3 separate regions of the Mus musculus genome follow, and all the other regions are linked to region 2. Evidence: chromatin contacts called from ENCODE Hi-C or POLR2A ChIA-PET data. All regions are on one chromosome and are shown on one strand. Each heading gives the region's core, a stretch centred on a gene start or an enhancer-like site at or near the end of the contact. The rest is flanking DNA. Distances are from core to core; before and after follow the strand shown.

Region 1 (2,753 bases), core at 14-2,513, 130 kb after region 2:
GGCTTAGGAACGTTTTCTTTCCCTCTACTCCTTCTATGACCGGAAGTAACTTTAGGAAGAGTAACCCAGCCTCACAGACTACGCAAGTCCTGGGTTACAGGCGTGGGTGGCCAGCACCCTTTTCAGTTTGCTAGAAGCCTTAATTTGTTATTTCCTTTACCGCCCCCCCCCCCCCCCCCCGTTTAAAGTCTTCATCTAAGGCCCTCCACCACCCTGACTTGCAGCTGTTCTGGCAAAGCTCTGGTTCTCTTGGCTTCAAGTCCATATCCACCTCATCTTCACAGAGATGTCAGTCTCCTAGAGAAGACCATGTGAGTGGGGCAGATGCATAATGGCAGGTAAATAATAAATAAAGCAATAAATAAACCTCATCCAGCCCAGCCACTCCAACATCTCAGCCTCTGTGCATGCCCAGAGAACAAAAGATGCTTGAGGGAGTCCCTTGGCAGGAGCCCTGCCTGTTCTCCTCTCTCTGACCCCAAGAGGCAAGCAGGCCTGCTTGGTAAGGCCCTGCCTCCCTTCCATCTCCTGGCTCTGGCTGTCAGCCTGATGCCCTCTTAAAAGTTCATAAGGACCAGAGAGGTAAAAGATCTTCCTCATCAAGTGCTGAAAGATCAAAGAACAGAAGAGAGAGAGAGAGAGAGAGAGAGAGAGAGAGAGAGAGAGAGAGAGAGAGAGAGAGAGAGGTGTGAGAAAGGGAGGAAGAAAGCTCAGGCCAATTATTTTTCTACAAAATACTGTATGTGACAACAGCAGCAACCCCCAAAGGGCAGCGTGTAACAACAGAGCCTAATTAGAGTGATTTCGGTGTAATCATTAACTCGCATCCAACACCTACGAGAGGATTTCTGTTTAAACTAAAACATGACCTGCATGGTGGAGAGGCCTTGTAAACTGTCTCTGAAATAAAATATATGACAGGAAAGGTCAGAGCGGTTCTCATTTGAATTTCAAGTAGGGAGCTGGCTCCAGTGGCCAGTGCGGCAAGCCCGAGGACTCCTTTTCCCAGGCCTTCCTGCCAGCAGAAGCAGCTGAAAAAAAATCCTCCAGGACTAATTAATAGGATTGCAAAACAAGAATTTTTCATCTCCTGTCTCTGCTCACTTTCCCTTTTCTCCTCCCAATCAGGGCAGGAAGCAAGCATGGATGTGAAATGGTGTCTGGGGAAGGAGGTGATTTCCTGTGTTGTTGCTATGAGACAGAAGGTCACTGCAGAGGGGCCTGATCCAGACACCTGCCTGCCTTCCCTGGGCCCGGCCAAGATGGCTCTGGCCTTCCTAGCACGTCTTCCTGCCAGCCAAGCAGGGGAGGCCTGACTAATAAACTCTCTTCGCAGCAAGAATGATGCTAAGGCGCTGCTTTCCGCTGGGCTGCGTAAAAGCAGCTATCAAACCAGCAAGACACAGCTTGATTTGCAGGTCTCCAGTGAAATTTAGGAAGGCAGACTGTAAAACGTCCAGGGAGAAGGAAGCATGAAAACATTTTTAGGGAAAGCATTTAAAAAGTCAGAGACAGACATAATAATAAAAAAAAAGTTGGCAGGGAAGCTTTTATTTATTCATTTTAAAACATTGCAAGGAGCGCTGGTAACATCATTTATTTGCCTCTCTCTCTCTTTCCTTCCTTCCTTCCTTCCTCCCTCCCTCCCTCCCTCCCTCCCTCCCTCCCTCCTTTCTTTCTTTCTTTCTTTCTTTCCTAAGGCAGCCACAAAGCCAGTTGGAGTTGAATTCATTTCTTTTTAAAGCATTGTATACATGGAGATCTTTTTTGCACGTCTGTAAGTTTATAAAGCTATAACATTTAGTGTATACCATTAACTTGGCTAACCCTTCTTCCTCCTCTGCTTCCTTCCCCATCCCTTCCTTCCTCCTCCCTGGCCATCAATGCAGGGCTGTTCTTTATCATGCATACTGATTGTCCAGTTAGGAACATTTTATTTGTGTTGTGTCTTTCAAACCTTTTCCTTTTCTTTGTTTATTTTAAATGACCAGCTGGGATGAGAATCAAAGAGTGTTTTAGGCGTCCGTGAAAGAAAAGTGAGGCTTGGCAAAGCCCTCCACGACCAGGGAGTTAGCTGTCCTTGTCACCTTCAGCATAGTCCAAGTCAGTGGTGCAACCTCAGGGACAGGAATAGGTGACACTTGTTAAAGAGGAGACCCAGTTTCTCTGGGCAACCTCAGCGGGGAGGGTGACAGCTCTTAGTTACAAATTTATCAGGCAGCCTGGGATGGCCCGCAGAGTGGGCAGTAAAGAGAAGATGCCACCTCAGGGGGGATTCTTAGTCAAACCAACCCATGAGAATTCTTGCTAAATCCACCCCAGCTAGGTCCTTCCTGGGGAGACCTCCAGTAGCCTAACAACAGGGTTAAGAAGGAAGGGCTCTAATGGAGGTTGTTATAGAAACACACGGCAGTTGCTGCTACATACAAAAGACTTGCATGCATGTGCAAGCACACTGAGAGTCGCATGGGCTGGGTCAGTGTAAAGGGGGCAAATGTCACACTATACATCATATTTTATTTTTAACAGAGACACAATTGTCAGAAAATTACAGAGCACTCTTGGCTGGTCCTTTCTGCCACTAAGTTGACAGCCAAGGTGTTCTCATGCACAGCTTTGATGCAGTAGTGAACAGAATTAGATGGCTCTGGACCCTTGTGCATTAAAAGACCCTTGTGAATTCCTAAGTGTAGCTCTTCAGTTCTCAAAGCAATGCAAGTCGGATGGTGCTGATAGCCAGGGGAAGAAGACAC
Region 2 (2,749 bases), core at 207-2,706:
CTGCGCTTATTGCCTAACAAGGAAATCCATCTCTCCACCAAGCACGCCATTACCCGGACTAATGCCTGACTTGAATAACAAGCAAATTATTGTGCTTTTAATTGTACCCTGCCTGGTCACGAAGCACATCTGAGAGAGGGATGTGGCATCTCTTCCCGAGAAACAGGTCAAGCCTCTAATCCTCCTTTTCTTTTTGCCTTCCCCTCCCCCTCCAACCCTTTCTCTTCCCAGCAGCAGAAGGGGGGAAAAAGACAGCTAAATTATGTTTAAAATGGAAGAGCTAAAGAAGAAAAAAAGGCAGTAAATACTGACTTGGGAGAAGGAGAATTATCCTCTGTCTCTGCGGTGTGGCTCATTTGAGAACAATCAATGTTATCATAACCCCATTACCAGAGGGCGATCTCTCTCTCTCTCTCTCTCTCTCTCTCTCTCTCTCTCTCTCTCTCTCCCTCTCCCTCTCCCTCTCCCTCTCCCTCTCCCTCTCCCTCTCCCTCCCCCTCCCTCCCCCTCCCCCTTTTCTAAACCAGACTCCTAGTGCATCTGTGCTATTGACAGTTTGGGCTGGATAACTCTCTGCTGTGTGTGTTAGTGGTGGGTCTCTCCTGAATGCTGTAGAACGCTCAACACCTTGTCAAGTTGTGTCAATCCAAAATGTTCCAATATGATAACAAAGACTCTTGGATGTCATGCCAGTCACCCTGATTGAGAGTCACAAACCAAACCCAACATATTGCGATGGACTGGTTGTATATGATCGTCCATCTCTACACAAACGCTAATCAAATCAGGATTTTTTTAAAACTGGAAACCAGGGAGGCAATCATGTCCTTCATGTATGTAGAACAGAATGAAATAAAAGGCAGCCGAAGCATTTGTTGTCAGGAATAGGGGAGTTGCTTGTTTCAGGATCCAGGATGCAAAAAGACTTGGCATTTGATCCTCAGTGCACAGACAAGTGTCTCTGAATGCAGGAAGCTTTTGAATGCCCCTCCCCATCTTGCAGTCTTAGAAACTGGGCTTGTTTTGGGTGGGAGAAGGATGATATGAAGGTTTACAGCGTAAGAACCATTACCCAGAAGTGCTGATACCCAAGATAGTTGAGGTCGGATGGAGAAGTGGTGAGCCTCAAGCTCTTTCAGACAATGCCAGCCAACCATCCTGAGACCTGGAAACCAGCATCACGGAAAGCGCCCCACAGCGGAAGTATTAGTCACGCGCTGCACTGCACTTAGAGTTGCAACCTTAGAGGAAAACGCCGTCTTACTCCGAGGTACAAAGAATCAGCTTATTTTTAGAACTTACTAGAAGCTTTGTTGTCTGTCCTTTAGTGGCCTCGAGCAAATATGGGAGAGAAAGGCATTGCCGTTAACCTCCGTGACCAATAGATGGCGGTGTATCTCTTCCTGAGAAGCCAGGCTTGGCAGCAGCTGGTAAGACCTCCTTAAGCTAAGGAAGACAAGTGCCACTCGGTGTCCTCTGGAAGACAGGCATTTCCTCCCATTGTTGGCACAAACAGCTCCAAACAATTGTACTGACCACACACCTTCAAGCCACATTCCGGGGTGCTGCTGGCTGCCCTGGAGTGAATGCCAGGAAAACGAACCAAGCTGCTAATTTGCTTGATTGGGGGGCGGGGGGGGGGGGGAGGGGGGGAGAAGGAGCGGGAGAAGGAGGGGGAGAGGAAGATCTTGAGTAACAATGGGCATGATTTATTTTTCCAACACGAATAGGGGCAATGCTATTTTAGCCCCTCTTCCAACTGCTGAAGTAAATGAAAGCAGCCACCTAATTAGCCGGAATCACTAGCTAGCAGAGGAAAAATTTCTGCTGCGACTCAGGCTGGGGTGGGGAGTTGGGAGAACCGGGTGTGATGTTGGAGGAGGAGAATGGGTGGGAAGGAAAAGGAGGCCAGGCGAACAGAAGGCTTTTGTAGAGCCCCTGGCTGCCTGCAGTCTGTGGGCTGAGCTGGCCCCGACCCTGAGAGAACAAGGGAGCTGTGGTTCTTCACATTCATCTTCTGCAGGCGGAAAAAGCATCTGCTGCAAGACCGGTCTCTGAGTTGATTTTTAAAGTGCTACCGGTGTAGATGAATTAGCTTGGGAAAGAGAGTCCAGCCCTGTGTCGTCTGGCTGACCTGCTGGTGGGCTGTACCAGGACCCCGCAGGAAGGCTCTCTGATGCACCATTAGGGACATTTCAGGCTGATCTGAGACCAAATTTGGCTGTTGGTCAGGAATGAAACAAATACCTAGTTATAGACTGATCCTGACTAATTGTCCTTCTCTAGCAGGACATATGCGCCATCCCTACAAGGGCAGTATCAGGAACTATCAGCACAACAATGGGCAGGTAGGCGCTGTTGAAATCTTCCACTTCACGAACTGAAGTGCTAATTTATTTGTTCAGGGATGACTTTGGTTTTTTAGTTCGATATCACTCTAATTGAAATACTTCACTAATGCGATTTATCCCAACTGTAAACTGTCAGTTCCCACAGCTGTTGCCTTTTTTCAAGCAATCTGGCAAATGTGTACGGCTAAAAACACAACCTTAGGAGATTGAGAAGGAGCCTGCACAATTTTCTTCCCCCCCCCCTCAGCTGGCCCACATCACCCCTCCCCCCCCAGCCCCGCCCCTGAAAACCTTTGAAACCACACGCTCCTTTTCCATAGCCACACCCACTTCGATTTTGGACAGATCTGCTGTGTTTGGCTGATCAATGTCTGTCCTTCGTCTTCTAGACTTGTACC
Region 3 (2,700 bases), core at 88-2,587, 180 kb before region 2:
ACAAACTTATGTTTTAAAAGAAGTGAATGAGGACACAAAAGACTTAACTGTGGACATTTAGCCTGTCATTCATAATGTCTCTTGAATATAGTATGCCTTATAAACAGAAAATCAAACTCATACCTCAGGAATTTATAAATGTGCTTTAAAGTATTTCAGAGAAATGGCTTAGCACTTAGGTGCACTTAACTGCCCTTCCAGAGGACTGGGTTCCATTCCCAGCACCTATGGTGGGTGGGTCACAAATGTCTCAAATGCCTATAACTTCAGGTCCAAGGCATCTGACGCCCCTTTCTGATATCCCTAAGCACTGTGTACACGTGTCACTCACACACACACACACACACACTGAATAAAAATATAAGCAAATCTTTTACAAATGTAACTGAAATGGTGGCTAGAGACAGCTCTTCTTTCAGAGGCTCTGAGTCTGGTTCCCAGCACCTACACTGACTGGCTCACTACCACCTGTAACACCAGTTCCAGAGGATCTGATGCCTTCTTCTGGTCACTCTGGACACTTGCACACAGATAGCATACAGGCACGTACCCATAAATAAATCCTTAAAAAGAATAAAACAGACTGATGTATTTATTACCCAGAGTTCACTTTGTTTCTGCTCAAAGTAATTCATTTTAATGCATAACTAAATAACATGACATAGGGAATAAAATAGCTCAACTTAACCACTGCTGAGTGAATCCCAAGTTCACTTTCCATAGCTATTATGCTCAATGTTACTAACTCTGTTAAAATCATTAATAATAAAACCGTAATGAAATTATGGTCTCTCTGTGATACAGGAGTCGTCTTCGAGTTTATTTAGAGTACTAACATTGAAAACTAGTAAGAGTTCGAGGCCAACCTAGTCTACAAAGTGAGTTCCAGGACAGCCAGGACTGTTATACAGAGAAACGTTGTCTCAAACAACACATAGAGAGATAGAGAGGGAGAGAAATATCCACCATCAATGGAGGATACTAAGCTAAACTCTAGCTTTGCCTAACCCAAAGAAGAGAGGAAGGAAGCCACCTGGTTTGCATACGTGTTGGGAAATTCTTCTTGTGACTTCTCTCGGTGAGGAAGCATAAACAGTTGAGCGCTTCTAACAGTCTTCTCGAGGCTAAACCCGCTTCTCAGTTCTCAGGTCAAGCCCGGTTCTCAGGTCGTCACTCCATTGCACCTCACTTTTGGTACCCAGAGGCGCGCTCACTGCAGAGCATCTACTCGCCTCCAGCTGATGGCGCGTTGGACGTAGCGAGCCCGGGTGGGCGTGGCCCGCGCTCTGACGCACAGCGAGCGCGCCGACGCATGCGCACGTCGCCCGCGGGAGCTCGCCGGTGACTAGAACGGCGGCGGCGGCTCCCAGAGCGGGCGCTAACCGCCCGAGGCGTGGCGGGAGGCGGCGCGGGGCGGCTGGTGGAGGTCCCCGGGGTTGCCGGTCATGATCGACTCGGTGAAGCTCCGGCGCGACTGCGCGGCCGACTTCTTCTCGCACTACGAGTACCTGTGCGCGCTGCAGGACTCCGTGCCGCTGCCCGCCGTGCGCGCCTGCCTGCGGGACGGCGTGCTGGACTTCAATGCCGACCGGCTGCGCGCGGTGGACTGGGCACCGCTGCTCAGCACGCTCAGGGTGAACCGCGACCTGCCGCTGGTGGCCATCAAGAGCTCCTTCCAGCCGTGGCTCGGGGAAACAGTTCTGCGGTCCGGAGGTGCGAGGGTTTGGTCGGAGAAGTGGGAGCCCGGTGCAGGATCAGCCTGCGAAGCGGCCTCCACCTAGCCACAAAGGAGTTTTTGCCGCCGCCTCCCTTGCAGGTTGCCGCCTCGGTCCGTTGTCTGGAGTAGTCAAGCTAGGGAGTAGAACTCGACACTGCCCCTTATTACAGCGAGGATGACCAACTCTGCACCCCGAGGGGAATATGCGTGATAATTTAGCAAATGGTCCCTGCCCTCTCTTCTTTTAGGGGTTTAAATGTACAATCTCCCTTCATTCGTAATTGCAAGTTTAATACAGAAAAGGAGAAGGTTAAAGATGGAAAGAAAAAAATGTATAACAAAAAAATAATCAGGGACGTCTTTTTTGATTTTTAGAAAAATATTTGAGGGTTTTGCCTTCGCGTGTGTATGTGCACTATGTGTGTGCAGTGCCTGCGGAGTACAGAAAAGGGGGTAAGAGGTCGGAGTCCATATGTGAACCACCATATGGATGCTGGGAACCGAACTCGCATCCTTTGCAAGAGCAGCAAGTATGTCCAACCATTGAGCCATCTCTCCAGCCCAAGGGACTATTATTATTTGTTTCTTTTATTTATTTATTTATTTATTTATTTATTTATTTATTTATTTATTTATTTATTTATTTGAGAGACAGGGTTTCTCTGTGTAGCCCTGGCTATCTTGGAACTCACTCTGTAGACCAGGCTGGCCTTGAACTCAGAGTCTGGCCTGCCTCTGCCTCTCGAGTGCTGGGATTGAAGGCGTGCGCCACCACTGCCCGACTGGAACTATTATTTTTGACGAACCCGTTGTAAAACAGTTGACTCTGGTTATTTGCAGATAACGTATTTACAAGTTCCTTTCATTTGAATTTTTGTAACTCCCAGCCAAGTCTTTGTGGTGCTTCTATGGTCATTCATGAACACCCGCCCAGAAGCCAAAAAAAAAAAATTACCATCCAATATATATGTTCCTTACTGATT

What was found. Hi-C counts contacts between places; a loop is a spot of excess contacts on that map. ChIA-PET counts read pairs that join two places held with the same protein, here RNA polymerase II (POLR2A).
Region 1: a loop to region 2 is called in a map of left cerebral cortex, with 2.9 times the contacts of the local background. The contact joins two enhancer-like sites. A Hi-C loop is called at or near these places in 3 of 37 maps with a recorded cell type or tissue (adrenal gland, left cerebral cortex and v-Abl transformed pro-B cells).
Region 3: a loop to region 2 is called in a map of v-Abl transformed pro-B cells, with 2.3 times the contacts of the local background. The contact joins the promoter of Cep78 here to the enhancer-like site in region 2. A Hi-C loop is called at or near these places in 1 of 37 maps with a recorded cell type or tissue (v-Abl transformed pro-B cells). POLR2A ChIA-PET finds 5 or more read pairs at or near these places in 1 of 5 experiments (Patski).

The regions. Positions count from the first base shown.
Region 1 is chr19:15,666,534-15,669,286 of GRCm38, reverse strand. No RefSeq gene overlaps it. Among named protein-coding and RNA genes, the nearest start is that of Gm31733, 3.6 kb to the right of the region's middle. Within about 2 kb of position 1,263, at least 1 of the 3 ENCODE cell types and tissues checked has a DNase peak (open chromatin) inside an H3K27ac peak, as active enhancers do.
Region 2 is chr19:15,800,683-15,803,431 of GRCm38, reverse strand. No RefSeq gene overlaps it. Among named protein-coding and RNA genes, the nearest start is that of Gm24319, 120 kb to the right of the region's middle. Within about 2 kb of position 1,456, at least 1 of the 3 ENCODE cell types and tissues checked has a DNase peak (open chromatin) inside an H3K27ac peak, as active enhancers do.
Region 3 is chr19:15,983,626-15,986,325 of GRCm38, reverse strand. It overlaps Cep78 (centrosomal protein 78), which reads left to right and starts at 1,337. Exons shown (of 15, transcript NM_198019.2): 1 at 1,337-1,713. The coding sequence starts at 1,446. C130060C02Rik (RIKEN cDNA C130060C02 gene) reads right to left here and starts at 1,251. Exons shown (of 3, transcript NR_045355.1): 1 at 1,034-1,251.